Regions from separate parts of the Homo sapiens genome. Here region 2 is linked to region 1. Evidence: chromatin loops called from intact Hi-C (ENCODE). Cell type or tissue: Calu3. All regions are shown on one strand.

Region 1 (2,500 bases):
CTTTCCCACACAGATACAAATGCTGGTGACAATAGTCATCGGCAGCGGAGGTCTGAGGGAAATGGGTGGGACCACTCAGTTCTGCCCCTGATGGTGTTACTGGTGCTGGCCTGTGTCCTCTGTGTTTCGTGGTTTTTTGTTTGTTTTTTTTTGTCATCACTGCTGTGGAAGCAAAGGGAGCCATGGATGTTCTTGAGCCACTGCAGCGCTCCCGCAGGGCTGAGTGTCCAAAGCCAAGTAGAATGCTCAGGGTGCCGCTAGGAAGAGGGCGATGGGCAGAGCATGCTGCTGATGTGCTGGGGCCATCTCAGTCTTGTCACCAAGAGGAAGCCACCTAACCCTCACTGGAAACTCACAACTACTTAGTCAAAAAATGGGCCAAAACATTCATAATGGGTGCATAAGCAGGGGCAGGGGCGGAGGTCAGGCTGAGCAAGATGAGAAGTCAGGTGGGACTGGGCAGGACAGGCAGGGAGGGTGCTGCTGCAGGTGTAAAGTGAACCCTCGGGCGGCCGGAGAGCCAAGTTCCCAACCAAGAGAAGCAAGAAGAAGATGAGCCCCGAGGAGCCACCTCAGCAACAAGTGCAGGACTTCCTCCCAGGAGGGAGAATTCCATTTTTTTTTTTTTTTTTTTTTTTTTTTGAGACGGAGTTTCACTCTGTTGCCCAGGCTGGAGTGCAGTGGCACAATCTCGGCTCACTGAAACCTCCTCCTCATGGGTTCAAGCAATTCTCCTGTCTCAGCCTCCCGAGTAGCTGGGATTACAGGCCTTCACCACCACACCTGGCCAATTTTTTTGAATTCTTATTAGAGACAAGGTTTCACCATGTTGGCCAGGCTGGTCTCGAACTCCTGACCCCAGGTGATTCACCTGCCTTGGCCTCCCAAAGTGTTGGGATTACAGGCATGAGCCACCACGCCCAGCCAGGAGGGAGAGTTTCAAGGAAGCAGGTGAGTGTGGTGAGATAAGGGGCCCCTCCCTTCCTGGGACACATGCCGAGACTGTGCCTTGGTCATGCATCTTACGGCTGAGGAAGGGACAGAGACTTTTAGCATCACGTCATCCTGGGAAAACACTGAGAGGGGGTCCGACTCAGCTGCATGAGAGGACTGATTGTCTTGTAGGCCCTCCCTCCCTGAGCCCTCAGCCCCAACCCCACCTAGACTGGCACCTGATGGCCCTGAATGACTGGCAACCCATGTCAGAGACCAAGGACAATGCGGGCTATGCTGAAGAGAAGCAATTGCTTAGAGGACCTGGGGCTGTTTGGGGACAAGATGGGGCCGGGGTTAGGGGAGACAGTGAAGGAGGTTCCAGTCGAAAGCCATGCCCATGAGACTGGTGCTGAGAGCAGAGCCCGGTGGTGGCACCTTTGGGAGGTGAGGAGACACACAGAGGAGAGCAGAGGGGCCACTCCTTGAGCCAAACAGCCTGGAGACACTGTATGGGGTGGAAGCCACAAACCTGAAGCAAAGCCCTGGGACATTCTGCTGGAGCCGGCATGTGCTTTTTGTGCTCACCGTGAGGTTGTTCAGTAAAGGGTTGGTTCACCCTTCCCCTCTACCTTGAAGGGCATTTCATAAACAATTGCAATGTCCCAATTCAGGCAGCCCCACCTGCCTCTCGGGGCCCCTGTCTGGGTGGGCAGGGAGCTACAGGCTTGTGATCAATGGCAGGGTTTCTCCAGACACTCTCCTGTGTGTCTTTAGCAGCCTCCCCCTGGGGGTGGCTGGGCCTTCAGAAGGGTCAGCTTACCTCCCATGCCTGGCACGCTGGGCCCGCTCAGGTCATTTGGATGTGGAGCAGAAGGCGGATCATAGCCGATCACCAAGTCAATGGTGGCCTGGGTAGAAATAATTCGTTGCAAATATTATCAGTGCAGGGCACCAGCATGTTATAGACTCAATGCAAGTGACTTCAGCAGGAGCCAAAGTCTTGGAAGGGGTAAGAGAGAGGGAGTAGGTAAGCGAGGCTGGAAACGGGGAGAGGGACACAAGCTCGACTGTTCCTATCCTCCCACTGACAGCCAAGGCAGGGTGGGGAAGTAGCTCCCTGTCACAGGTTGCCAAGTGTATCCTTGCTAAGGGGCCACCTCATCAACAGAGTAAAGTTGTGACAAGCAGGTGTGAATTGTCACACACCTCCATCCTAGACTGGAGATGCCCTCCCATCACAGAATTACAATTACAGAGGGTCACTGTAAATGATTAATTTATTTGTTTGCTCATTGCTTATTTCATTATGAATTGCTGAGATTTATTTTCATGCTTCTTTTTAAAGAAGAATTTTAGGGCTGGGCACGGTGGCTCATGCCTGTAATCCTAGCACTTTGGGAGGCCGAAGCGGGTGGATCACCTGAGGTCAGGAGTTCGACACCAACCTGGCCAACATGGCGAAACCTTGTCTCTACTAAAAATACAAAAATTAACTGGGCATGGTGGCAGGCACCTGTAATCCCAGCTACTCAGAGGCTGAGGCAGAAGAATTGCTTGAACCTGA
Region 2 (2,500 bases), 49 kb before region 1:
AACTTATAAAGAAAACTGTGTCTATCTGTGTCAACACGTAGTGTGATGTAATGATGAACATAGGCTTTGGAGCCAACAACCTGGGTACTAATCGTGGCTCCATTCTTTACTAGTTCTATTGTCTTGACCAGTCACTTACTTCCTTGTCCTCCTATTTTCAAATGTGGGACATGCTTTTTAGGGCTGTTGTGAGAAGGAAATGAGTTGCTGTATGGAAAGGATTTAGAATAGTTGCATAGCAACGTCTAAACAATGTTGCCATCCTCATCATCATCTCGTTGTCATCTTTATTATCACCATCATCTCATCAGATTCTCAAAGGGGCCCATGAACTCCAGAAAGATTTATGAACCAACCATGTAGGCCAAATCTCCATTCAATATGAGAACTTGGATGTGTTGTGATGAGACCCCCAAGGGTTCCTGAGAATGGCTGAGCTAGAGCCAGAATTAGCCTTCTGCTGCCAGGCCTTGCCTCCCACCATGGCATCTGGTGGGACACAGGGTGAGGATTTCCACCAGGTTCACGAAGCTCTGATTCACAGTGTCCTTACCTAGAATTTCCACTCACTTGAATTTCACCTAGCTTCTTCAATGAAGAAAATCCTAGCACAACTTCCCTTAGACACTGAATTTCCTGTTACATAAAGTTTAGAAAGATTCCAATTTGATTCCTCAAAAACAGCTCATATCAGAAGTATAAATAGATGACTGTGGTTTGCTCTGCAAATCTTAAAATTCACAGACAATTTCTCCATGAAAGTTATTACCAAATGTTTCTGTTTGGTTTCATAAATAACTACGGCATTGTATTTGAAGGGTTAATTCCCCAGAGTGAGACTTTGAGGCAAAAAGATATCTGGAAGCTGTTAGTTCAAAAGTCACACTTGGGGCCTTGAACAAATAGATGTCTACTGTGAAATACATGGCAGGAAGAGGGGCTGAGTTGGCAAACCCAGCTCTGGGCATCAGATATGTCATTTCTCCTCTTTGGGCCTCTGTTTTCTCATTTACAAGATAAGGAGACTGAAGGACATGATCCCTTAGGACCCAGCTCTAACATTCAGAACTTAAACAAGCACCCCAGCAGTACTTTGATTTTGGTTGCGTTTCAATTACCTGGCTTTACCACTAGGAGGCACAAGAAGACAGGGTGACTTAGGGTGTTAGCCCAGTGTGGGGAATAAAGGCCTTTTTGCTTGTGGAAAGCATTCAATATGCTTTTCTTTCGGAACTTCCCTGTCCACTGCTTTATTAACCAATATTTAAAATGAGTTTGGAACGAATCACTTCCCCCTTTGATTTCCATATGCTAAAAGATCTGAGCTGTTTCCCCGAATCAGTTATGAAAGGTCCGCTGGTTCAAGTCAAATCTACTGGTTTTGCCTAACAGAGGCTTGGCCACAGTGTTCATCAGGCATTCAGTAAAAGAGCAAGTAAAAGGGCTGTTTCTAAAAATATGTTTATGAATTAGAGATATTGTTCTGAATGGTAAAATCAATGCTCCACTCCCAGATCCCATTCTCCGTAGGAGCCAGAAGTCACCCTTCTCCAGGGTGGGGGTCATTCTTGGGTTGATGAGAAGCAGAGGCTCAGGCTTGCTTCTTTCTCCGCTCCCCATCCCTTGCCTGAGGCTGCCTGGGACGTGCTTCTGGGAGTGGGGCCTCAGCCTCCCTAGGCTACTTGAGAACTGGCACCAAATCAGAAAGTGGAGCTTTTCCTGGTGGTGATTCAGGCACTCCTCCCAGTGAGGACTTTTTACGAAGTTTGAATAATTCAAAATCACTTCTTAGACAAACACTAGAAACAATTCCACAGGATTTACAGTCTTAGAATTTCAGGGAGGAGCGCCTGGATGAAAATTCTGAGATAGGCGTAAGATCACTGTACCTCGTGTCTTCTATAACTTCATCTATCAGCTTCAGCCACAATTCAGCCAGCTGGTTTGCAGGAATTTTACCTTGTATCCCTGATTTTAGAGCTTCTATATTTGTTTGCTGAAGAATTTGAAAAGAGAGGAAATAATTGATAATTGTTCATTATGCCATTATACCTTTTCATATAGTTTAACCTGTGAAATCATGTAAATATTTTTGTATATTCAAAAAACAAATAAAATGAAACCAGCAAAGATAGGAGAGGGAACCCTAAAGTGGAATATAACCAGAAATAAAACAGATCTAATTACATTTCAGATGAATAACATAATTACACTAAACTAACCCAAGTAACTTTTGGAACACAGTATTTTGACTATGTACACTTTGTTAAAAGGCAGAAAAAAAAAACCCATAAACATATTGAACTCTAATTAGTAGGCTTATTTTTCACAGTGGTTTATCTACAGATTTTAGGATTGAACCAAGGAGTAAATATATTGAGGATAACAAAGGCCAGATTTCTCACTGTTGGAGAAGAAAGTTAGAGACATAGAAATACAGAGGACTAGGATAAACCTTGTGGTATTGGACTGGAATTGGAAGTATCTTTATGAAGTCATA

The links. Peaks named below come from ENCODE experiments on the same cell type or tissue, not always from the same donor. Only the 100,000 strongest peaks of a DNase experiment are listed, where the experiment ranks them.
Region 2: a loop joins it to region 1, with 2.2 times the contacts of the local background. A loop is called at or near these places in 34 of 110 quality-filtered maps.

Annotation. Positions count from the first base shown.
Region 1 is chr10:93,424,315-93,426,814 of GRCh38, forward strand. MYOF (myoferlin) reads right to left here. Exons shown (of 54, transcript NM_013451.4): 5 at 1,757-1,844. Among named protein-coding and RNA genes, the nearest start is that of MYOF, 57 kb to the right of the region's middle. In Calu3, no CTCF peak of the experiment used is centred here; DNase peaks (open chromatin) are centred at 977 and 2,482.
Region 2 is chr10:93,375,434-93,377,933 of GRCh38, forward strand. MYOF (myoferlin) reads right to left here. Exons shown (of 54, transcript NM_013451.4): 22 at 1,890-1,996. Among named protein-coding and RNA genes, the nearest start is that of MYOF, 110 kb to the right of the region's middle. In Calu3, a CTCF peak has its summit at 1,110 (motif pointing right); DNase peaks (open chromatin) are centred at 1,138 and 1,698.